Linked DNA regions of Homo sapiens: region 1 is linked to region 2. The links are chromatin loops, found by intact Hi-C in ENCODE. Cell type or tissue: dorsolateral prefrontal cortex. All regions are shown on one strand. Links, peaks and the distances in the headings refer to the core of each region. The heading gives the core; the rest is flanking DNA. Region 1 overlaps SPINK5 (serine peptidase inhibitor Kazal type 5). Region 2 has its middle 43 kb from the start of C5orf46.

What was found. Peaks named below come from ENCODE experiments on the same cell type or tissue, not always from the same donor. Only the 100,000 strongest peaks of a DNase experiment are listed, where the experiment ranks them.
Region 1: a loop joins it to region 2, with 19 times the contacts of the local background. A loop is called at or near these places in 63 of 110 quality-filtered maps.

What each region holds. Positions count from the first base shown.
Region 1 is chr5:148,114,978-148,125,250 of GRCh38, forward strand. It overlaps SPINK5 (serine peptidase inhibitor Kazal type 5), which reads left to right. Exons shown (of 33, transcript NM_006846.4): 22 at 1,393-1,489; 23 at 3,460-3,587; 24 at 4,009-4,081; 25 at 5,032-5,159; 26 at 5,318-5,414; 27 at 8,856-8,983; 28 at 9,788-9,860. Among named protein-coding and RNA genes, the nearest start is that of SPINK14, 48 kb to the right of the region's middle. In dorsolateral prefrontal cortex, for the core only: CTCF peaks have their summits at 6,279 (motif pointing left) and 6,479; no DNase peak of the experiment used is centred there; H3K27ac peaks cover 558 bases.
Region 2 is chr5:147,941,347-147,957,967 of GRCh38, forward strand. No RefSeq gene overlaps it. Among named protein-coding and RNA genes, the nearest start is that of C5orf46, 43 kb to the left of the region's middle. RefSeq lists an enhancer at 4,985-5,557. In dorsolateral prefrontal cortex, for the core only: CTCF peaks have their summits at 8,549 (motif pointing right) and 8,753; no DNase peak of the experiment used is centred there.

The DNA of each region.
Region 1 (10,273 bases), core at 1,371-9,370, 170 kb after region 2:
ATGTGTATAATGATTATACAAAGGTGAATGAAATAGATAATCTTCTCAGAAATCATATAGTCCACTGATATTAGTCACAGACGTAAGGTAATATAATACAAAGGAGGGACTGTTGAATGAAAAATTTGTCTGTGGTATGTTACAGTACTTCAAGAAAGGGATAATTAATAGAAAGTTTTATGGTGGGATAAAACTAGACCTTATAATTTGGATAAAATGTGGACATGACAGAAAGTAATGAGAGGAGAAGAAGGGAACAGCAAGAGTAAGGATCTAAAATTAGGAAAAAAACAAGTCATTTAGTTTAGTCAGAACTTACCAACTTTATCAACCTTGAATGCACACCAGAGATTTCGAGGTCAATTCTACATGTAATGGGAAGCTGCAAAAGTTGTTCAGATAGGACAGTAAGTGGCATAAATATTGTTCCTTTAGGAAGATTCATTTGTTAGCAGTAAACAGGAGAAAAAGAGAAAGAAAGTACTAAACTTAAGAATTGCTACTCATGTAGAGGGAGGAGCTGCAATAAATAACCCAGGAAGAGGCAGCTACGCAGAGCAAGGAGGTAGGCTAGAAGGCGAGTGGATCAAGGTGGGGGATGCTGTGAAGGTGAAGTCAATGTCATGTGGTGACAGCTATGCAAGCTGAAGGACAGTAAGCAATTAGAGATGATTCCACTGTTTTGTGTTTGTTTTTTTGTGAAAGGTAGAAAATCCAGGAGAAAGAATACATTTGGTAGAGAAGATAATGATTTTGGGGCCTCTTGAACATTAGGTATTGGCGATAAACACAGCTGGAGATCCCCAGTGAACATTTATGAAGTGTTAGTTAATTGCTCACCTTGTCTTTTTTTTTTTTTTTTCTTATGGAGTCCCACTCTGTCGTCCACACTGAAGTGCAGTGGTGTGATCTCAGCTCACTGTAACTTCTGCCTCCTGGGTTCAAGTGATTCTCCTGCCCCAGCCTCCCTAGTAGCTGGGGTTACAGGCATGTACCACCACGCCTGGCTAATTCTTGTATTTTTAGTAGAGACAGTGTTTTGCCATGTTGGCCAGACTGGTCTCGAACTCCTGACCTCAGGGATCCACTCACCTCAGCCTTCCAAAGTGCTGAGATTACAGGTGCAAACCAACACACCCAGCTTTACTCACCTTGTCTTGTTTATGGTGATATATATGTGGTGTTCTTTTATTTTAATGAGACCCTTCCTGGCAAAGGACTCCATATAATTTATATTTTTATTTTTAGAGAAGGCCTGCAGCATAGTAGATGTTAACTCAATGCTCGATAATTCTGTACATATGTGATTTGTTCATATAATGAGAAACTCAAAGAAATGCACACCACTCTCTGTAATCTATTGTTCCCTACCTCCCACTTTCTAATTTCCAGCCAGAAAGAAAATGAGGAAAGAAAGAGGAAAGAAGAGGAAGATCAGAGAAATGCTGCAGGACATGGTTCCAGTGGTGGTGGAGGAGGAAACACTCAGGTGAGAGCAACCTCTAATTTCAGTAACTGGGGCGGGCTCAACTCCTTGACAATAGGACTGTGAATAGCGTATATAGTCTATGGTAAAGGCAGTGCTAAGTCCTTGAGAGAACAGAGAAGTTTCTCCTTAAGGTTGCAGGGTAAGATATCAGCACATTTTCACTGCTCTGGGGTTCATTTGGATTTCTTTACACCTTGAAATAATTAACAATATGTAATGACCTTATCCCAGTCTCCTGAGCCCTCTTTATGGTAATCTAGACCTCATATCAATAATCGTTCTCATCAGTATCACATGCTCTTCATTTTCTTTCATTATTCTTTCTTGCCTTGGACAGAGCCACTTTTTTTAGGTGTCTTTTCTGTTGATCCAAGGCAGCATGATAGGACAAAAGAGCACAGGCTTTGGAGTCAGATTGGGTTATGATTCTGCTCCTACTACCTGGACTTGTGAGACATTGAGTAAATTACTTCCTCTCACTGAATTCTACTTTCCCTGATTTAGCAGTACTCTTCCAGGGATAAAAGAAAATAATTTAGGCAAAGGTTTAGCATGTTTCTTGAGGCATTTTTAAGTGTCAGCATGGCAATGTTGCACATAAGGTCACTCCTTGGGTCTCTGAACACAGTTTCATAAAATTGCAGTCGCCTTATTTATCTTTTTACAACCTTGGAATATCAAAACCATGTCTTCACTTCCAGATCTGACAAAGGCCCAATATTTACCTTTGATAAACTCTGGCTATTCTGTTTTTTTCCCATCTTTTTTGCTTTAGGAGGCTGAGTTCTCCCTTTTAAGGAATAGCCCTGTTGATTAGAATTGTCTGATAGACATTTTGTGTGTCTTGTTCATAACTTGGTCAAACCTACCTTCCTTGACATTTTGCATAACTTTGGGTTTTCCTCCAGCATTTTTCTCTCTCTTCTATCTGCACTAGAGACCTGCACATTTTTTTCTGTATAAGGCCAGCTAAATATTTTAAGCAATGTGGGCTTTGTGGGTCATATGATGTCTGCTGCAACTATTTTACTCTGCCATTGTTGTGGGAAAGAAGCAAAAAAATAATATCTGAATAAATGAGTGAGGATGTGTTTCAGTAAAACTTTATGTGTAAGAACAGGAAGCAGGAAAGATCTTCCCTGTGGGCTATACAATTGAACCTTGAACAACATGGGTTTGAATTTCCCAGGTCCACTTGTACTTAATTTTTTTTCAACCAAACTTAGATAAAAAATACAGGATTTGTGGGATGTGAAACCTGCATATATGGAGGGCTAACTTTTTGTATAGGTGAGTTGTACAGGGCCAACTGACAGACTTCAGTATACATGGATTTTGATCCTGGAACCAATCCCCCAAGTGTACCAAGGGGAAACTGTAGTTTGCTGACATTTAATATATGCTATTAAATTCAGTCATATTTATAATTTCCTTGTGTAGATCCTTAAAAGCAACATTAGTAGCCATGACAACTCATCTCTTATAATTACAACATGGGTGATTCTGGTCCCCTTTTCTCTGCAGATGCCAGACCTAGATGTTAGGGGTTTTTTTGTTTGTTTGTTTGTTTGAGATGGAGTCTCACCCTGTCACCCAGGCTGGAGTGCAATGGAGCAATCTTGGCTCACCGCAACTTCTGCCTCCTGGGTTCAAACGATTCTCCTGCCTCAGCCTCCCAAGTAGCTGGGATTACAGGCACCCGCCACCATGCCCAGCTAATTTTTGTATTTTTAGTAGAGACAGTGTTTCACCATGCTGTCCAGGCTGGTCTTGAACTCCTGACCTCATGATCCACCCATCTTGGCCTCCCAAAGTGCTGGGATTACAGGCATGAGCCACCGTACCCGGCAATGTTATGTTTCTTATAAAGAGAGGTGAAAGAACTTCTCTTACTCAGACTGTTAAAACAATTTACTAAGAATACAGTAGACTAAGTAATCCAGGGGCTCTTCGTTCTTCTCTGTTTTCAGGACGAATGTGCTGAGTATCGGGAACAAATGAAAAATGGAAGACTCAGCTGTACTCGGGAGAGTGATCCTGTACGTGATGCTGATGGCAAATCGTACAACAATCAGTGTACCATGTGTAAAGCAAAATTGTAAGTATTTCTCTCAACAGGCATGTCTAAAATATAGTCACATTCCTCTTGAATGAATGGCTATTTCTCATTTGCTATGGCTCCTTCCATGCAAATTATTCTTTTTGCTAATTTCCAAATATTCTATTTTTTTCTCTTGCGTTCTCTAAGGAACAATGAGCCTTAGCAAGGGCAGCTAACCAAGTGGCTGATTTCTATTGTATTTTCTATTACAATTCTGTGAACTCTAAGTGCTATCATGATAGACCCTTGTTCTTTATTGTGCCAGAATCCTAGGAAGACTTTGTCACGGCCATTTGGAATCATTGACCAGCACAGTTGAAGAAAGCTGACTTCTTGTCATTTGCACGGGACACACTTAGTGCATAATCCAGGGTCAATATTTGTTAACAAGATGAATATTCACTTTTTTCTCCTCCAGGGAAAGAGAAGCAGAGAGAAAAAATGAGTATTCTCGCTCCAGATCAAATGGGACTGGATCAGAATCAGGGAAGGTGAGTTATTTTTTGGGTTTTGGCAAGAATCGTCTTTCTGTGAGTCAGCAGTTGGCGATCAAAACTATAGAAGAAGGTGTCAACATGATCAAGCTAGAGCTTGCCCTTAGAAGGTCAGGAGTTACCAAGTTATCAGTGACTCTCACTGATAACTTGTTCAGTGAAGAAACCTAATGCCAAGTGGACATCTTTAAGTCTGACACTTTACAAGGCATTTTTATAAATTACAGTTTATTTAATTATTTCAACAGCCTGGTCAAATTTGGCCTTTTAACCTTATTTCGTAGATAGGGAAAATGAGGTTTTGCAAGTATACTGGGATTTATTTTTGTTTTTGCATTATTTTGCTGCTAGTGTAAGTTACTATAAGCAGATGCGTAAAATAACACACATTTATTATCTTATATTTCTGGATTCCATAAGTTTTAAATGGTCTGATTGTGATAAAACCAAGATGTTGGTAATGCCGCATTCCTTTGTGGAGGCTCTAGGTGAGGATCTGTTTCTTTGCTTTCTCTAACTTCTAGAAGCTACCTGTATTCCTTGGCTTGTGGCCACCCTTAAGCCAGTGATGGCCAGTCAAGTCCTTCTTATGCTTTATCATTCTCACACTGACTGTCCTGCCGCTGCCTCTCTCTTTAATGAGTAAGAACCTTTGTGATTACATGGGCCCCACTTGGATAATCCAGGGTAACTTCCCCATTTTAAATTCAACTGATTAGCAATCTTAATTCCATATTCAACCATAATTCCTCCTTGCCACGTAAAGCAACATATTTGGAGGTTCCAGGAATTAGAACATAGACGTCTCTCTCTGTGGGACATTATTTTGCCTATCACAGCAAGGTTACATGGCTGCCTGACTCTTGGAAAGAAATCCTCTGATTCTCAAATCCAATCAAATATTATGTAAAAACAGCACTTCCAATATAATCTTCCCATCTTTTCAGGATACATGTGATGAGTTTAGAAGCCAAATGAAAAATGGAAAACTCATCTGCACTCGAGAAAGTGACCCTGTCCGGGGTCCAGATGGCAAGACACATGGCAATAAGTGTACTATGTGTAAGGAAAAACTGTGAGTATGTTTCAAAATGAGCTTTTGACTGTGAGTCTTAAAGTACAATAATCATTTCTTACCAGTTTGGGAAAATGACAATTGTTTTAGAAGCAGATCTGGTAATTAATGAGGCGTTTGTTCACTTTGATTGAAATGTTTCATTGTTTTCCCCCCAGGGAAAGGGAAGCAGCTGAAAAAAAAAAGAAAGAGGATGAAGACAGGAGCAATACAGGAGAAAGGAGCAATACAGGAGAAAGGAGCAATGACAAAGAGGTAATAGATGTTAGACACGCTAATACCTGAATTCAGTTAGTTCATTGTATGGTATATTTATTCAACAAATATTTGTGAAATGCTGACTCTGTCCCAATCATTGGTGATATAACGGTAAACAATGAAGTCATGGCCAGATCTTGAAAATAAATAGCATGCTCTTCAGTTCCCCAGGAGTGACTCTGATGCAATTGTAGAACCAGTGACAACTGTCAAATTATTGTAGTTAGCCAGTGAATTTCATTTTTGAATTTTTTCTTTCCTTTGAGACAGGGTCTTGCTGTTGCTCAGGATGGTCTCGAACTCCTGAGCTCAAGCAATTTGCCGGAGCTCAAGTCTCAGCCTCCCAAAGTGCTGGGATTACATGAGCCATCGCACTCTGCTGTTTCTGAATTTTTTAAACAAATAAATATCAAGCAATCAGATGCCAAAAATTACAAAGAAAATCAGTATCAAAAATTTGGAGTTTGAGGCCAGGCACGGTGGCTCAGGCCTATAATCCCAGCACTTTGAGAAGCTGAGGCGGGCAGATCACGAGGTCAGGAAATCGAGACCATCCTGGCTAGCACGGTGAAACCCCGTCTCTACTAAAAGTACAAAAAAATTAGCCGGGCACGATGGCGGGCGCCTATAGTCCCAGCTACTTAGGAGGCTGAGGCAGGAGAATGGCGTGAACCTGGGAGGCGAGCTTGCAGTGAGCTGAGATAGCGCCACTGCACACCAGCCTGGGCGACAGAGCAAGACTCTGTCTCAAAAAAAAAAAAAAAAAAAAAAAAGGAAAAGAAAAAGAAGAAAAGTTGGAGTTTGAGATAATAAATTCTTGATCTGGCATTTCATTGCCACCTAGTGTTCAGTTTTGGTCCTTATAAATAGTATTCAACACTACAACACCAACACGTAGAATATTACACAGCACAATCTTTTAATGCACCGACGGACTCCAATTAGAAAAGATAAATAGCGAAATTTCCCTGGGAAGATTTTTCCTATTAGTAGGGCAACTTTTCATTAAGCCTGTAGTGGCTAAAGAAAATGAAACCTTATTAGTAATTATCATTATTTAAAAATATTTTGGGAATATCTGTTGTGTGTTACGGTAGATGAAATGGCTTTGAGAAAATAACCTTATTGCACAACTTCACATGATCTCTAAAGGACATCTATTTAAAATCTTGGTAAATTTTTAATTTTATGATCCTTATTTAAAAAATTTTGAACAGAAAAATGCTATATATATTTATATATAGAAAATACTGAGTAAAAAAAAAATAAAGAAAATATGGAGGCAGGGTGTGGTAACTCACTCTTTTAATCCCAGTGTTTTGGGAGACCAGAGCAAGAGAATTGCTTGAGCCCAGGAGTTCAAAACCAGCCTGGGCAACATAGTGAGACCCTGTCTCTACAAAATAATAATAATTAAAAAAAAAATAGCCAGGCATGATGGTGCACACCTGTAACTCTAGCTACTTGGGAGGTTAAGGTGAGAGGATCACTTGAGCCCATGAATTCAAGGCAGCAGTGAGCTATGATAGCATTATTGCACTCCAGCCTGGGCAACAGAGTAAGAACTTGTCTTAAAAAAAAAATAAAAATATTGAGATTGTGTGTGAGTGTGTGTGTGTGTGTGTGTGTGTCAAATAGAGAACTACCGTTTTATCTACACATGCAACGTTAAATAAGGTTTACCAATAATTATATTTAAACCTCCCCAAAATCTATTCAGTGGTGATATTGTTCCAATTTTTTAGAATTCAGGAAAACTTAAGAGAAGTGAACTACACATAATTAATGAATAGAAGAGCCAAAGACTGAATTGGAGGGTTGCAATACAGTCAGAGGAGTGCTATTATAAAAATATGTGGTATTGTGAGCACCTGGAAAAGAAAATACTTCCAGTAATTTGTGAAAATGGTGGTTGTGAGACATTTAATATGTTGATAGGTATTTAATTCCAGAGAATTTTTTAAAATGCTGCAATTAAAAGTAAGGCCTGGAATTGTTTGTTTACGGACATCACAATTTAAAGAAAGAAGGGTAAGTACAATCTAGGTTACTGTGTTATTTTTTAAGGTAATGTTTCCATATCACCACTTTGGCTCTTTGGGCTTACAGGAAGTTCCAGAGACTTCTGTAGCTCTCTGAAGATTTTAGTACATTCTAGATCCTATCTGTAGACTCGGTTCTATTGGCTTCTTTTTATGATCATTATGTTTCAATGAACACAAAAGGCAGCTCCATATACTTATCCACACATAGGAGTTTTATTCTCTGACTTGTAAAAGCAAATAAGTAAAAAGGTATAACCTGGTGGTTAGCAGGTTTCTGATCACAAATTCAACACTGACTTTATTTAATAGCTCTGAGATTTATTTTTCTCATCTGTAGAATGGGGATGATGCGTATTTATCTTATAAGATTTTTACAACCACTAAAGGAAATCTATTAAACCACACGATAAAGCACCTCGCACAATAATTTTTTTTTTTTTTTTTTTGGTAAATTGTGGTTGAGAAATGAAGCTGAAAGTTTACGTGTTTTTATGTTTTGCCAGAAGAGTGTCGTTTAGTTCATTCCAGGGCTTTTGAAGTAGACTTATGTGTGGAATACTGAGTGCACTCATAGGGAGACAGGTTTGGGGCTCTGCCTCATAGAAAATGGTATTAAAATGAGATGGGACAGGGCACTGGGGGCTCATGCCTGTAATCTCAGTGCTTTGGGAGGCCAATGCGAGAGGATCACTTGAGGCCAAGAGTTTAAGATCAGCCCAGGCAACACAGAGAGACTCCCGTCTCTACAAAAAATTTTAAAATATTAGCCAGGCATGGTGGCACATGCCTGTAGTTCTAGCTACTTAGCAGACTGAGGTGGGAGTGTTGCTTGAGCCCAGGAGTTGGAGGCTGCAATGAGCTATGATTGCACCACTGCACTCCAGGCTGGACAACAGAACAAGATTATATATATATAACAAGATTATATTATATACATAACAAGATTATATATATATATAGATAGATATAATATATTATATATATAGATATATATTATCTATCTATCTATATATATAATCTTGTTATATATATGTAATCTTGTTCTGTTGTCCAGCCTGGAGTGCAGTGGTGCAATATATGTGTATATATATATATATATATATATATATATAATCTTGCTTGCAATATATATATATATAGTTTTTAAAGGAATGGGCTGCTTTAGTGAAATTCCATTAGGGCAAGACAATCATTTGATAGAGATGCAATGGAGAAGATTCAAACTTCTTAGGTAGAGATTGAATAAAGTGCCTTTAAAACATATTTCTTCTCTGAAATTTCACTTCTCTGTTTTTTTCCTGTGTTATGAGTTTATATCTAATCGGTCAATCATGTTATCAGGTTTGAAAGATTATACCATGACAGTAACAACTTTTTCTGCTACTGTTGGTAGGATCTGTGTCGTGAATTTCGAAGCATGCAGAGAAATGGAAAGCTTATCTGCACCAGAGAAAATAACCCTGTTCGAGGCCCATATGGCAAGATGCACATCAATAAATGTGCTATGTGTCAGAGCATCTTGTACGTAAAAAGGTTTATCAATAAATTTGATAGTTGTGCCTGTTTGCTAGAAATTAGTTTTTGTTACTTTTAAAACCTAAGATACTTGGCATCACACATTAATGATATGATACCTCCTCTCTTTTGAAGAGACAATTTCCAAAGCACTTTCACAATAATTTTTTTATTTTGATGTTGAAAAGCATAATCATACCCAGAACCTCTGGGGTAGGAAGAGGTAGCTTATCAGCTAGGTAACCTGGGACAGGCCAGTTCATTGTGCAGAGCCTCAGTTCCTCCTGAGGGAAAAATGACTGAACAATATAGTTTTGTGGAGATTCAAGGACATTTTAAAAATGTTTATGAACTTCAAAGCATTATACCTACGTAAATAACATTCAAGGACATTTTAAAAATGTTTATGAACTTCAAAGCATTATACCTATGTAAATAACAATCAATATTGTGAGTTTGGTTATAATTTAATTGGAAAAGTAAAAATGAGAATTATAGCAACTTTCTAGATGAGAGTCTTAAGTCTATTATATTAAGGAAAAATAAAGACCTTTTAGGATCATATTTTTCTGGATAAGAGTATAGTAACAGCATCTATGAAAGTTGATAGCATTGCCACAAATATATTATCATGAAAATTCCAACAATCAGAACTGATTAGCTTATAAAAATATTCTTAGATTTTTTTTTAGGTATAAGAAAACAGTGTTAGATTTGCTAATGTTTAGAATCGCAGAAATACTTGGTTAAAGACAATTCAGTAACAACCCTTGAAAAATTACCCTATCTTTTTTTTTAATTATTCTGCAGTGATCGAGAAGCTAATGAAAGAAAAAAGAAAGATGAAGAGAAATCAAGTAGCAAGCCCTCAAATAATGCAAAGGTTATTTATTAAAGGATACCAAAATAACCATTTTACTTTTCACCTTCAGAATTTTGCATTCTTCTCCAGCTTTGGGAATAATAAATATATTAATATCTTAACTTCAAAGAAAATTGATTTTTCTTGTCTTGTCACTTTGTATCATAACAAGATTTTTGGGGGTTTGGGGGTTTGATACCTTTTTTGATTTTGTAGAAAATTCTCTGAGAGTGTGTGTCTATTATTGTTTTAGTCTTTCCTCCTTGGGAGAAATATGGATTGAAAAGTAGAGGGTAACATTCTTTACCAACTCAACTGCATGCTTATCTTTGACACTTTAAGTGTGAAACAAGGCTTTGGGTAGCTTGCTGATGTTTATTTTAATAATTCAGGCAATATAAACCAATCTAAGTCTCCCTTTTAGCTTCCCTTCT
Region 2 (16,621 bases), core at 4,942-12,941:
CCTATGAGTGAGAATATGCGGTGTTTGGTTTTTTGTTCTTGCGATAGTTTACTGAGAATGATGATTTCCAATTTCATCCATGTCCCTACAAAGGACATGAACTCATCATTTTTTATGGCTGCATAGTATTCCATGGTGTATATATGCCACATTTTCTTAATCCAGTCTATCATTGTTGGACATTTGGGTTGGTTCCAAGTCTTTGCTATTGTGAATAATGCCGCAATAAACATACGTGTGCATGTGTCTTTATAGCAGCATGATTTACAGTCCTTTGGGTAATGGGATGGCTGGGTCAAATGGTATTTCTAGCTCTAGATCCCTGAGGAATCGCCACACTGACTTCCACAATGGTTGAACTAGTTTACAGTCCCACCAACAGTGTAAAAGTGTTCCTATTTCTCCACATCCTCTCCAGCACCTGTTGTTTCCTGACTTTTTAATGATTGCCATTCTAACTGGTGTGAGATGGTATCTCATTGTGGTTTTGATTTGCATTTCTCTGATGGCCAGTGATGATGAGCATTTTTTCATGTGTTTTTTGGCTGCATAAATGTCTTCTTTTGAGAAGTGTCTGTTCATGTCCTTCGCCCACTTTTTGATGGGGTTGTTTGTTTTTTCTTGTAAATTTGTTTGAGTTCATTGTAGATTCTGGATATTAGCCCTTTGTCAGATGAGTAGGTTGCGAAAATTTTCTCCCATTTTGTAGGTTGCCTGTTCACTCTGATGGTAGTTTCTTTTGCTGTGCAGAAGCTCTTCAGTTTAATTAGATCCCATTTGTCAATTTTGTCTTTTGTTGCCATTGCTTTTGGTGTTTTAGACATGAAGTCCTTGCCCATGCCTATGTCCTGAATGGTAATGCCTAGGTTTTCTTCTAGGGTTTTTATGGTTTTAGGTCTAACGTTTAAGTCTTTAATCCATCTTGAACTGATTTTTGTATAAGGTGTAAGGAAGGGATCCAGTTTCAGCTTTCTACACATGGCTAGCCAGTTTTCCCAGCACCATTTATTAAATAGGGAATCCTTTCCCCATTGCTTGTTTTTCTCAGGTTTGTCAAAGATCAGATAGTTGTAGATAAGCGGCGTTATTTCTGAGGGCTCTGTTCTGTTCCATTGATCTATATCTCTGTTTTGGTACCAGTAACATGCTGTTTTGATTACTGTAGCCTTGTAGTATAGTTTGAAGTCAGGTAGCGTGATGCCTCCAGCTTTGTTCTTTTGGCTTAGGATTGACTTGGCGATGTGGGCTCTTTTTTGGTTCCAGATGAACTTTAAAGTAGTTTTTTTCCAATTCTGTGAAGAAACGCATTGGTAGCTTGATGGGGATGGCATTGAATCTGTAAATTACCTTGGGCAGTATGGCCATTTTCAGATATTGATTCTTCCTACCCATGAGCATGGAATGTTCTTCCATTTGTTTGTATCCTCTTTTATTTCCTTGAGCAGTGGTTTGTAGTTCTCCTTGAAGAGGTCCTTCACATCCCTTGTAAGTTGGATTCCTAGGTATTTTATTCTCTTTGAAGCAATTGTGAATGGGAGTTCACTCATGATTTGGCTCTCTGTTTGTCTGTTGTTGGTGTATAAGAATGCTTGTGATTTTTGTACATTGATTTTGTATCCTGAGACTTTGCTGAAGTTGCTGATCAGCTTAAGGACATTTTGGGCTGAGACAATGGGGTTTTCTAGATATACAATCATGTCATCTGCAAACAGGGACAATTTGACTTCCTCTTTTCCTAATTGAATACCCTTTATTTCCTTCTCCTGCCTAATTGCCCTGGCCAGAATTTCCAACACTATGTTGAATAGGAGTGGTGAGAGAGGGCATCCCTGTCTTATGCCAGTTTTCAAAGGGAATGCTTCCAGTTTTTGCCCATTCAGTATGATATTGGCTGTGGGTTTGTCATAGATAGCTCCTATTATTTTGAAATACGTTCCATCAATACCTAATTTATTGAGAGTTTTTAGCATGAAGGGTTGTTGAATTTTGTCAAAGGCCTTTTTTGCATCTATTGAGATAATCATGTGGTTTTTGTCTTTGGTTCTGTTTATATGCTGAATTACACGTATTGATTTGCGTATATTGAACCAGCCTTGCATCCCAGGGATGAAGCCCACTTGATCATGGTGGATAAGCTTTTTGATGTGCTGCTGGATTCGGTTTGCCAGTATTTTATTGAGGATTTTTGCATCAATGTTCATCAAGGATATTGGTCTAAAATTCTCTTTTTTGGTTGTGTCTCTGCCAGGCTTTGGTATCAGAATGATGCTGGCCTCATAAAATGAGTTAGGGAGGATTCCCTCTTTTTCTATTGATTGGAATAGTTTCAGAAGGAATGGTACCAGTTCCTCCTTGTACCTCTGGTAGGATTCGGCTGTGAATCCATCTGCTCCTGGACTCTTTTTGGTTGGTAAGCTATTGATTATTGCCACAATTTCAGATCCTGTTATTGGTCTATTCAGAAATTCAACTTCTTCCTGGTTTAGTCTTGGGAGAGTGTATGTGTCAAGGAATTTATCCATTTCTTCTAGATTTTCTAGTTTATTTGCATAGAGGTGTTTGTAGTATTCTCTGATGGTAGTTTGTATTTCTGTGGGATCGGTGGTGATATCCCCTTTATCATTTTTTATTGCAACTATTTGATTCTTCTCTCTTTTTTTCTTTATTAGTCTTGCTAGCGGTCTATCAATTTTGTTGATCCTTTCAAAAAACCAGCTCCTGGATTCATTAATTTTTTGAAGGGTTTTTTATGTCTCTATTTCCTTCAGTTCTGCTCTGATTTTAGTTATTTCTTGCCTTCTGCTAGCTTTTGAATGTGTTTGCTCTTGCTTTTCTAGTTCTTTTAATTGTGATGTTAGGGTGTCAATTTTGGATCTTTCCTGCTTTCTCTTGTGGGCATTTAGTGCTATAAATTTCCCTCTACACACCGCTTTGAATGTGTCCCAGAGATTCTGGTATGTTGTGTCTTTGTTCTCGTTGGTTTCAAAGAACATCTTTATTTCTGCCTTCATTTCGTTAAGTACCCAGTAGTCACTCAGGAGCAGGTTGTTCAGTTTCCATGTTGTTGAGCAGTTTTGAGTGAGATTCTTAATCCTGAGTTCTAGTTTGATTTCACTGTGGTCTGAGAGATAGTTTGTTATAATTTGTGTTCTTTTACATTTGCTGAGGAGAGCTTTACTTCCAAGTATGTGGTCAATTTTGGAATAGGTGTGGTGTGGTGCTGAAAAAAATGTATATTCTGTTGATTTGGGGTGGAGAGTTCTGTAGATGTCTATTAGGTCTGCTTGGTGCAGAGCTGAGTTCAATTCCTTGGTATCCTTGTTGACTTTCTGTCTCGTTGATCTGTCTAATGTTGACAGTGGGGTGTTAAATTCTCCCACTATTAATGTGTGGGAGTCTAAGTCTCTTTGTAGGTCACTCAGGACTTGCTTTATGAATCTGGGTGCTCCTGTGTTGGGTGCATATATATTTAGGATAGTTAGCTCTTCTTGTTGAATTGATCCCTTTACCATTATGTAATGGCCTTCTTTGTCTCTTTTGATCTTTGTTGGTTTAAAGTCTGTTTTATCAGAGACTAGGATTGCAACCCCTGCCTTTTTTTGTTTTCCATTTGCTTGGTAGATCTTCCTCCATCCTTTTATTTTGAGCCTATGTGTGTCTCTGCACGTGAGATGGGTTTCCTGAATACAGCACACTGATGGGTCTTGACTCTTTATCCAATTTGCCAGTCTGTGTCTTTTAATTGGAACATTTAGTCCATTTACATTTAAAGTTAACATTGTTATGTGTGAATTTGATCCTGTCATGATGATGTTAGCTGGTGATTTTGCTCGTTAGTTGATGCAGTTTCTTCCTAGTCTCAATGGTCTTTACATTTTGGCATGATTTTGCAGCGGCTGGTACCGGTTGTTCCTTTCCATGTTTAGCGCTTCCTTCAGGAGCTCTTTTAGCGCAGGCCTGGTGGTGACAAAATCTCTCAGAATTTGCTTGTCTGTAAAGTATTTTATTTCTCTTTCACTTATGAAGCTTAGTTTGGCTGGATATGAAATTCTGGGTTGAAAATTCTTGTCTTTAAGAATGTTGAATACTGGCCCCCACTCTCTTCTGGCTTGTAGGGTTTCTTCCGAGAGATCTGCTGTTAGTCTGATGGGCTTCCCTTTGAGGGTAACCTGACCTTTCTCTCTGGCTGCCCTTAACATTTTTTCCTTCATTTCAACTTTGGTGAATCTGACAATTATGTGTCTTGGAGTTGCTCTTCTCGAGGAGTATCTTTGTGGCATTCTCTGTATTTCCTGAATCTGAATGTTGGCCTGCCTTGCTAGATTGGGGAAGTTCTCCTGGATAATATCCTGCAGAGTGTTTTCCAACTTGGTTCCATTCTCCCCATCACTTTCAGGTACACCAATCAGACGTAGATTTGGTCTTTTCACATAGTCCCATATTTCTTGGAGGCTTTGCTCATTTCTTTTTATTCTTTTTTCTCTAAACTTCCCTTCTCACTTCATTTCATTCATTTCATCTTCCATCGCTGATACCCTTTCTTCCAGTTGATGGCATTGGCTCCTGAGGCTTCTGCATTCTTCACGTAGTTCTCGAGCCTTGGTTTTCAGCTCCATCAGCTCCTTTAAGCACTTCTCTGTATTGGTTATTCTAGTTATACATTCTTCTAAATTTTTTTCAAAGTTTTCAACTTCTTTGCCTTTGGTTTGAATATCCTCCCGTAGCTCAGAGTAATTTGATCGTCTGAAGCCTTCTTCTCTCAGCTCGTCAAAGTCATTCTCCGTCCAGCTTTGTTCCGTTGCTGGTGAGGAACTGTGTTCCTTTGGAGGAGGACAGGTGCTCTGCTTTTTAGAGTTTCCAGTTTTTCTGTTCTGTTTTTTCCCCATCTTTGTGGTTTTATCTACTTTTGGTCTTTGATGATGGTGATGTACAGATGGGTTTTTGGTGTGGATGTCCTTTCTGTTTGTTAGTTTTCCTTGTAACAGACAGGACCCTCAGCTGCAGGTCTGTTGGAATACCCTGCCGTGTGAGGTATCAGTGTGTCCCTGCTGGGGGGTGCCTCCCAGTTAGGCTGCTCGGGGGTCAGGGGTCAGGCACCCACTTGAGGAGGCAGTCTGCCCCTTCTCAGATCTCCAGCTGCGTACTGGGAGAACCACTGCTCTCTTCAAAGCTGTCAGATAGGGACATTTAAGTCTGCAGAGGTTACTGCTGTCTTTTTGTTTGTCTGTGCCCTGCCCCAAGAGGTGGAGCCTACAGAGGCAGGCAGGCCTCCTTGAGCTGTGGTGGGCTCCACCCAGTTGGAGCTTCGAGGCTGCTTTGTTTACCTAAGCAAGCCTGGGCAATGGAGGGCGCCCCTCCCCCAGCCTCGCTGCCGCCTTGCAGTTTGATCTCAGACTGCTGTGCTAGCAATCAGCGAGACTCCGTGGGCGTAAGACCCTCCGAACCAGGTGTGGGACATAATCTCGTAGTGCGCCGTTTTTTAAGCCCGACGGAAAAGAGCAGTATTCGTGTGGGAGTGACCCGATTTTCCAGGTGCCATCCATCACCCCTTTCTTTGACTCTGAAAGGGAACTCCCTGACCCCTTGCGCTTCCCAAGTGAGGCAATGCCTCACCCTGCTTCGGCTCGCGCACGGTGTGCACACCCACTGGCCTGCGCCCGCTGTCTGGCACTCCCTAGTGAGATGAACCCGGTATCTAACATGGAAATGCAGAAATCACCCGTCTTCTGTGTCAGTCATGCTGGGAGCTGTAGACCGGAGCTGTTCCTATTCGGCCATCTTGGCTCCCTATTTTTTGTCTTTTTAATAACAGCCATTCTCACTGGGTAAGATGATATCTCATGGTGGTTTTGGTGTGTATTTCCCTGTTGATTAATAATATTGGAATTGTTTTATGTGTCTTCTTTTGAGAAGTGTCTTTTCATGTCCTTTGTACACTTTTCAATGGGGTTTTTTTTGCTTGTATATGTGCTTAAGTTCCTCATAGATTCTGGATCTTAGACTTTTGTTGGATGCATAGTTTGCAAAAGTTTTCCCTTATTCTGAAGGTTGTCTGTTTACTCTTTTGGTAGTTTCCTTTGCTGTGCAGAAGCTGGTTATTTCAATTAGGTCTCCATTGTCACTTTCTGTTTTTGTTGCATTTGCTTGTGAGGGCTTAGTCATAAATTCTTTGCTTAGACCAGTGTCCAAAAAAGTGTTTCCTAGGTTTTCTTCTAGGATTTTTATTGGTTGAGGCATTATATTTAAGTTTAAAATCCATCTTCAGTTAATTTTTGTATATGGTGAAAGGCAGGGTTCCAGTTTCGTTCATTTGCATAGGGTTAGCCAGTTATCCTAGCACCATTTATTAAATAGAAAATTCTTTCCCAATTGTTTCTTTTTGTCAGCTTTGTCAGGTCAGATGGTTTTAGATTTATGGCTTTATTTCTGTGCTATCTATTTTGTTCCACTGGTCTATTTTTGTACCAGTACCATACTATTTTGACTACTGTAGCCTTGTAGTATAGTTTGAAGTCAGGTAATGTGATGCCTCCAGTTTTATTCTTTTTACTCAAGATTGCTCTGACTGGGCTCTTTTGGCTTCATATGAATTTTAGAATTTTGTTTTCTAATTTGTGAAAAGTGATGTTGGTAATTTAATAGGAATTGCATTGAATCTATAGATTGCTTTGGCCAGTATGGTCATTTTAACAACATTGATTCTTTCTTTCTTTCTTTTCTTTTTTTTTTTTTTTTTTTGAAACAGAGTCTCGCTCTGTCACCCAGGCTGGAGTACAGTTGCATGACCTTGGCTCACTGCAGCTTCTCCTCCCAGGTTCAAGTGATTCACCTGCCACAGCCTCAGCCTCCCGAGTAGCTAGGATTACAGGCATGCACCACCACTCCCAGCTAATTTTTTTTGTATTTTTAGTAGTGACGGGGTTTCGTCATGTTGGCCAGGCTGGTCTCGAACTCCTGACCTCAAGTGATGTGCCTGCCTCGGCCTCCCAAACTGCTGGGATTATAGATGTGAGCCACCATGCCCAGCCAATGTTGATTCTTTCAACCCATTAGCATAAAATATTTTTCCATTTGTTTGTGTCATTTATGATTTATTTCAACTGTGTTTTGTAGTTCACCTTATAGAGATCTTTCACCTCCTTGCTTATATGTATTCCTAGATACTGTATTTTATTTTTGTGAGCTGCCCATGTTTTAATTGGCTCATTTTTTATTGAGTTGTAACAGTTCTTTATATATCTTAGATAATAGACCCTTATCAAATATAGCCGATTCTCACTATTTGTAGGTTTTATATTTGTGAATTTGCCTATTTGCTAAAATTATTTGTATTCCCCAAATCAGTGGTCATTTGAAGATATGCAGAGCAGTGAAAAATTTAGTTGCTAGAGGTGCACATTCTTAGCTGAGGTTGACTAAGGCATTGCTCTATCTTCTTGTTTCAGCTTTCATACAGAGATTACCAGAAGATTGCCAGTGCAGTATACTGCAAAAAGTTTCAGCTCTGGGGTCAGTTGCACGGGTTTGAGTCTCAACTCAGACCTGTGAGGCAGCCTCAGGTAAGTTTCTTATCTCTTCTGAACCTTGTTTCCCCTTTTGTAAATTAAAGAAAATAGAGTCTACCAAAATGAGTTACTTTTAGGATATAAGATTATAATCTATGATATATATCCAAACATTATATATGATGTAAATATATATACATTATATATACAATGTAAATATATATACATTATATATACAATGTAAATATATAATGCAAATATATATATAATTGGGATATACATATACACACACATACACACAGAGTGTATATAAAAATGTGTATATTTCTCTAGGAACAACGTTCCAATATTTGCTAATTCAATGTCTGCAGTGACTTTTAGAACCTGAGTATTACAAATAACACAAATAAGAAGAATCCACTATGTATAATTTGTAAATACTGTTTCCCATTTGGTAGGTGGTCATTTCACTTTCTTGATAGTGTCTTTTGATACAAAAAAGTTATTAATTTTGATGAAGTGCAATTTGTCTATTCTTTATTTTGTTGTTTGTGTCTCCAGTTCTAACTTTTAAGTCAAAGTGATTTTTAGTTCAGTCACAGGTGAAACAACTATGCTGATATGGGTGGGGTTCCATTCATTCATAAACGGCTGCATAAACACTTAGAAGAGAAGGTTGATTGATTTGCGGAGAGTTATACAGCTAATAGAGGGCAGAGTTAAGAATCAAACCCATGTCTGATGTTGAAACCTATAATCTCAAGTGCTTTAATTATGCAGAAAGGATATTTATGATGAGCTAAAGTTGATGGTAAACTTTTTTTTAAAGAGTGGGTAGCATTTAAACCAAAGGAAGAAAGGAAGTGTTTTTCTTTTCAGGGAACTGTTATTTGTAGAAGATATGTTCAAATATAACAGATAAGTACAAATAAGCATTGGCAAACCCTTGTTATCACTTCTAGTTCTTTGTTGCAAGAATATTATCCCACTATCTGAGAACTTAGATGTTATTAATAGAGGGGTAGGCTGTTGTAATCACTACTTATGGACACAAGAGGGTGCTAAAAGATCTCAGTTCTCCTAGTTCTTTATGTCCAGGTGTAGAAAATCTGTTCCCTTTCCTTAATGTTGTTTCTCTGTGTGAAAATAAACTTAGATTTAAAAGTTCAGAAAGACATTAATAGAGATAAATGAAAATACTGCCTAATATACAAATATTATTCAGATTTCCAGAATAACAGAAATTTAGTAGAGTTCTTAAAGATTTGGTACTATTTTACATGAATGTAGTAAAATGTCAGATCTAGAGAGAACATTTGAGATTACTCTTTTTTCCCCTTCCTGCTCTCTTTCTTCCTTCCCTCTCCCTTCTTTTTTCCTTCCATTTTGTTAAGCAATATTTCCAATCTGACAAACAAAACAAACTATAAGTACAACTATTCTTCATGAAATGAAGACAGGGCACTGAAGCCCAATCTCTGACCTTATTTCACCACCATGGCTGGCCTGGTGATATGTCTGGGTAGCCTCAGGGTGTCACGTAAAAGAGTTTAAAGTATAATTGCCGATGTCCAGGTGGTTGGAAAACTATGCACTCAGATTGAATCCTGCCCCTGACTGTTTTCATATAATTTGTGAGCCAAAGTAGTTTTTACTTATTTAAGTGGTTGGAAAAAAATGACAGACTATCTCATGATGTAAAAATGACATAAAATGCAAATTTCAATGCCTATATACAAAGTTTTATTGGAACACAGCAATGTTCATCATGTAAGTGTTGCCTATGGCTGTTTTCATGCTATAGTTGCAGAGTTGAGTAGTTGCAACAGACATCATATCTCAGCTTCTTTAATAGACATAAAATCATATGAAGTAAAAATTAAAATACAATATTGTTAGATTTGCAGCATATATTATGTAACATATTTGTAACATGTATGATGTTATATAAAGTTATATATATATACACACACATACAACAATAAGTACAATAGCTATGGTAGTATAAATTTAAAGTAGACTGTGATAATTAAAATATGTATAGTAAACTCTAGAGCAGCCGTTAACAAAACAAAACCATTAATGATTGTAGAAGAAATTAAAGGAATTAATATATTACATTAGAAAATATTCTCTCAATGCAAAAAAAAGCAGTAAAGGAGAAATAGAGGAACAAAAAGACATGAAACGTAGAGAAATAAACAAGCTAAAAGGTAGATGCAAATCCAATTATATCAATAATAATGTTAAATTTGAACGGATTAAATAGTTTAGTCAAAAATTGTCAAACTCAAATAAAAAACAAGATGCAATTATTTGCTGTGTTTAGGAGACTTTGTTTTTGTTTTTTTGTTTTAGATTTTAGTTTTAATTGACAAATAATTATATATATTATGTGGTACAATGTTATGTTATAATACATGTGTACTTTGTGCGATGATTAAATCAGACTAATTAACATATTTACCACATCACATACTTATCATTTCTTTATTGTGAGAACATTTGAAATCTACTTTTTTAAAGAAATTTTGAAATATACAATAATTATTATTAACTGTAGTCACTATGCTATGCAACAGATCACTAGAATCAGTCCTCCTAACCAACTGAAACTTTGTACCCTTTGAGTAACGTATCCAGTTTTCCCATCCACCCTCCAATTCCCTGATCCCTCCCAGGCTCTAGTAACCACCATTTTACTCTCTACTTCTATGAGTTTGACTTTCATAGAGTCCACATGTATGTGATATCAAGCAGTCTTTGTCTTTCTAAGCCTGGCTTATTTCACTTGGATAACGTCCTCCATGTTTATCCTTGTTGTCACAATAACAGCATTTTCTTTATTTATAAGACTGAATAATATTCCATTATGCATATACCACATTCTTTTTACCCATTCATCCATCAATGGACATTTAGGTTGCTTCCATGTCTTAACTATTGTGAATATCACTTCAATAAAATATGAGAATGCAGATAATCTTTATGAGATCCTGATTTCAATCTCTTTAGGTATAAACCTAGAAGTGGGCTTGCTGGATCATATGGTAATTTTTTTTTTCTTTTTGAGAAACTTTCATACTGTTTTCTAAAATGACTATATTAATTTACATCCCCATCAACCATGTATAAGGGGTCCCTATAGGAGATACTATTTTAGATTCAAGGATACAAATTGGTTGAAAGTAAAAGAATAGAAAATTATATGTCTTGCAAATAGCAACCACAAGAAAGCTGAAATGGCTATACTAACATCAGACAAAATCATCTTTACAAGAGAAAGAATATGGCCGGCAAAGCCTAACGTATTTACTACCTGGCCCTTTATAGAAAAAGTTTGCCACTCCATGCTCTAGGTGCTTATGATGACTCACTGGGATAAAATGAAATATATTACACTCATTATTATATTTTAAAATTCAAATTATTATTATTATTTTATTTATTTATTTATTTTTGAGACAGAGTCTCACTCTGTTGCCCAGGCTGGAGTGCAGTGGCGCGATCTCAGCTCACTGTAACCTCCACCTCCCGGGTTCAAGCAATTCTGCCTCAGTCTCCTGAGTAGCTGGGATTACAGGTGCGCGCCACCATGCCCGGCTAATTTTTGTTGTTGTTGTCGTTGTATTTTTAGTACAGACGGGGTTTCGCCATGTTGGTCAGGCTAGTCTCGAACTCCTGACCGCCTGATCCACCCGCCTCAGCCTCCTAAAGTGCTGGGATTACAGGTGTGAGCCACTGCGCCTGGCCAAAATTCAAATTATTTTAAAAGTTTTACTTGTGGTATGTTTTATACTATATATGTTAGCGTAGCTTATGTATATAATTTATGGGTAAGTAAAAAATATATATTTTTGGTGTTCATGTGCAGAAATGTTTTCCTCATTGCAGTGAGTAAATAAACACCTTAAGAAACTACTCTAGAGGGTTGTGGGATAAACAATTACATATTAGGTACAATATATACTACTCAGGTGAGGAGTGCGCTAAAATCTCAAGATTTGCTTTTATATAATTCATCCACATAACCAAAAGCCACTGCACCTCTAAAGCTATAAAAATAAAAAAAGTGTTTTAAAAATCTCACTCTGTCTTAATCCTATTGTTTTACAAGTGGGAAAAAGAAAATCAAAAGAGGTAAAATCATTATTCAAGGGCCCAAAGTGAAATTTTTGCAGAATCAGCTACAGGCTCCTGCTTTTTGTACTGTACTTTTTTTTTCAAACTTTTAATTTTAATGGGTACATAGTAGGTATACCGTCATTTTGCCGACATGCCCACCCCATCCCCTGCTGCCTTACAGTCTGGGGCTTCTGACATAAGGAGCACTTGTGGTAATTTCAGATTCTCACTATTGCTGGACTAATTACTACATAACACATGCAGAACCTTTTTCCTAGTCTTTGTATAAATCTTGGTATGCTATAGCATTAGGAGTGCATTTTTGCTCTAGAGAGAGGTTGAAGAATATCCTCAATTGATCCCAAGCACCTTCTCTGAGGTTGGAAATATCTCCTAGAAAGATGCAGTAGAAGCCTATACACATTCTGCATGGTACAGTCATATTTCAATTTGGAAGTGTGGTGCCAGGAACAATGATATTGGGAAAGTGTCTGTAGTTAACTTTAGACCTCCCTAATTGGAATGATGCAGCTTGATTGAGAAAGTCACAAGTCAAGAGAGACACACAAAAACTTGTGCACTTCCAGAAGAAGGTCCAGGAAGATGAAAAGATGGACAATATTATGTCTAGGAAGAACAGTAGAGGAGTTAGATGGTGTTTAGCTTATAGATGGCTCAGGTGCCAAAATAGTTATTTTCAAATATCCAAATGACTATCTTGAGAAAGAAGGAACAAAGCTGCTCCATAGGCCCAGACTAGGACCTTTGAGTAGAATTTGCAGTGATTTAGAGTTGGGCATGCTAGTCAGAGAGGTCTAATGATGGACTGGATGTCACATCAGAGAGACCACATCAGAGAGACCACATCAGAGAGATGTGGATGTAATGCCTGCCTTCATCTCTTATTGCCTGTATGGCCCTGGGATTATAAATAGTAATCATGTTTTGCAATATTGTTTATGTGGTTCGTTTCTTACTCTTCCACACATCCTTGTACCTCATGCTCCCACCTCTAGCTTATATTGCCAGGATTTTGAAACTCAAGACTGGGAGAGTAGTTTGAGAAAAATAGTTCTTATACCCAAAGTTTGACTTTTAGAGTCAAAGGCCAGAAAATCTAGAATAAAGTAGAACATAAAACATATGCTAAAATAACAGATCGGAAAATACGCTGCACTGTCCCTTGAGACCAAATAAAAATTACAAGGGCTAAAGGTTAAGATATGGAGGAAAGGCAATGTTGAGGGAAGAGGTTGGTGGGGTCCAACATGCCAAGGGCTCAACATACCTGGAGGAACCAGACAGACAGAGGGGAATCAGTACTGTGACTCATCAACTGCTAATAGAAGGATGTTATCAACCGTGAGCTGGGAGTCAAGTTATTGAATGCAGATCATGGGATCACGTTAGACATTTGGGCCAGTGTCACAAATCATCCATGCCATTGAGTTACGTTAGCTCTCCTTATAATGTCCCGTAAAGGCCTCCCACTGACAGCACCACCAGAGCTCTGCTCATGGTCTTCTAGGAGTGAGGGGTCTTTGGGACTGAAATTTTGCTCAGCCCTATTGAACTGGCTCCGTGTGGTATAACTTTTTGTTTGTCAGATATATTCTAAGGCTCCTTGGAGACGATGAGATGTTTCGTGAACACCAACAGAAGGATTACATGGAAGAGAAGCCTCACTGTGCCTTGGCAGGAATTAATAGAACTGGTTTTGAGGTCTGTTCCATGCCACTCAATTGCATTCCAGATTGTATATAAACTATATTTTTACCTTTGTAATCCAGCTGCAGTTAATTATTCTAGAACTTAAAAAATTATAGATTATAACATTAGTCATTATTTTATAGGGTGACTGTAAGATTAAATGACATAAAGCACGAAAGTATCAGCATACTGATTGTCTTAGAATATATATGTTCATTAGTCATTATTTCATAGGGTGACTGTAAGATTAAATGACATGAAGTATGAACGTATCAGCACACTGATTGTCTTAGAATACATATGTTCAGTAAGTGGAAGTTGTTATTTTTTTTCAAGGTGTGATGAGATCTTGTGAAACCGAACGACAATTTGATCTTTTTGTGGTAAAAGACCATTCAAATTCCTGAATGTGATAATGGTCATGGTGAGTGATTTGTCGATTTAGAGTTAGTACTTTTTTTTTAACCTCCTGTGCACAGGCTGCAGGCAGTATCACAATAACATTGGACAGTTTTACACAACAAAGTCTGGGCCCAAATCGAGATAATGTGATTTCGTAGACATAGAACAGGGTTCAAAATTTCATATTATTAACAAGCTACTTCCTTCTGGAGGTCGCAGGGGAAAATCAGTTTCCTTTTCCTTGCCAGCTGTTAGAGGCTGCCAACATTTCTTGGTTCATGGCTCTGGGTCACCCCAAATTCTTCTTCTATTGTCACTTCTGCTTCTATTGTCACATCTTCCTCTCTGACTCTGACTCTCCTGCCTCCCTTTTATAAAAACACTTGTGATTATATTGAACTCTCCAGGATAATCCAAAGTAATGTTTCTATCTGAGTATCCTAAATTTGATTGCCTATACCTATTCTTAGGGCCCAGAACCTAAGAATATGTTACCTTACATGGCAAAAGGGACTTATTCTCCCACATCTTTGGGAGCCATTACTTTGTGTACTGCAAATGGAAACTTTTTTTTGGCTGCTAAATACACAGAAAAACCCCTAGATAATTTCCTTTTTTTCCACCTATGTATATGAGTAAAGGACTTTTTGTTATATGCTACCACCCTTGTAAGTATCCATTTCATAGGTATACAGTTGTCCCAGGATGCTGATAAAGAGTAGACAATTCTAGGGTAAGTGGATGCCAACAGAACACGCTTAAGAGTGGGCTTATGAATGGCTATCACTCCTGATACATGACCAGTGGGCTAGGTGCTGACTTCTGTCAAAGGGGGGACCTCATCATAGCTCCTCAGTGCAGGCAATACATAAGACTTCATGTCTAAAGCCTGCTGTCCCTAGGTTCTGAGCTACAGATGATGTACAGTCAAATGGACTCTGGTCATTCCCCAGATGCTGATTCAATACAGTCATCATGGTCCATCTGCCTATGTTTCCTTATTCTTTCTCCAACCAACTTTTAAGTTTCTTCTATATCTTTCTTCCCAAGCTTTGGACTCCATTCTTTGTCTTTGAGATCAGAACATTTTTTCTTATTCCATATTCTCTCAAAATCTCATGTTTTCATAGCTGAGTCATAATATCTGTATTGCTAAACTCAAAAGCCAACAACTGACTCTGCTTTCTGCTGTCAGTTCACCCCTAAGGCACTGATGAAGAATACTTAGCTGACTGAATGAGAAAAGGAACAAGGGTTGAAGCAAATTCGAGAAACAGAAGCATATTAATTAGCATTTCAAAACATTATTCATCTACATGATTTTTAAAATAAGTTCCAGCATTGAAATTAAAAGGCACAATATCCTAAGTTCATGATTAGAGCTTATTCTGCTGTGCTATACCCCTTGGGTTCTGTCTTTAGCTTATTCATTTAAATAAGTTTTTCAGCAACTTCAGGACCTTGGATTTCCAAATAGGCACCAGCATACTACACCTTTACCAATGTATCTCCCCACTGTCACTAAACCTCCAGTCTCACTGTTGTGATGGCATCCTGCTCTGTAACTCATAGGAAAGGCTGAATAATAGACCTGCATTATCCTGGGGTAAGCTGCCCATTTGCCTTTCTATAATGTCAGCTAACTCCCTCTGACTCAGCAATCTGTCTGCAAAGCCAGGCAATGATTTGTAGAAATCATCTCCTACTGCTCCTCCTCTCCCAAGGAGAATAGGATTAGCACACAGTACACCTGAACACAGGACAGCTTCATTTTAGTTTTTTTGTCTCATATTAAAAGGGGATGAGAATTAGCTTAAGGTCTGAAATGAGTTCCTTCCCACGGGTACCTGTCTGCCCTCTAATACCCAGGTACACATCAAGAATGTGGACTCTGCTTGGCAGTTCAACTCGTCCAGCTTCCTGAAGGCAAGTGACTGCTTGTCTAACCATGTCTCACCCTTCCAGCTTTTCTCTTTCAATTTTATAACAAAATAGTCAATACAGGAAGGCAGCCTAGATTAGTGTGTAAGTTACCCCATGTTTAAATCAGAAAAAATATGGATTGAGTCCCAACTCTGCTGCTTACTAATTATGTGACCTTGGGCAAGTTACTTAATTTCCCAAAGCTTCAGTTTCCTCCCCTGTAAAACAAGGATGAAGACACCTACATCATTCAATTGTTATAAGGATAAAATCAAATCAAATACAAAGAGCACCTAACATCACAAATGACACACATTGCTCTATAAACGGTAGCCATTATTATATTCTGTTTTGTTAAATAAAAACATGCTGAGCATCTATTATGAAAAATATCATGCTTCGTACTTTGAAAGTTGGAGACTTGATTGCTGCCTCAAAAACACTGCAGACTAATGGGAGGGATAGGAAAAATCGAAGTAAGTAAAAGGAATGAATGAAAAGGGGTAAAGTAAGAGGGATAGAACTGGATGGGAATGAAGCTAGAATAACACAATGGGAAAAGGGTCCTAAGGGAATTCTCGTTGTCGAGGTGTGGGAAAAGCCACCTTGATATTGTATCCTATCCTGGGGCAAACCTTCTCCCATGTCCTTGTGTGGAACTCTTCTAATCGATGATGCTGCATCAGGACCGTGAAAATGCATGGTCCTATTCTTTTGTATTTTCTGGGATACTCACAGGTTAGAGCTACAGTTACCTAGGGGCCTCTGGTAAAATGAACAAAAAGACATCTCTTTGTTCCTGGTCAATCTGTCTTTCCCTCATCCCTTTATGACCATTTGGTTTGTAATTTTAAAGTTTAAATATTTTTGGCAAGCTGGCACCCATTCACAGATAATTTTCTGGACAGCTTTCAGTCAGCTCTAAGGTTTGGAATGAAAATTCACTGACGTGTAGT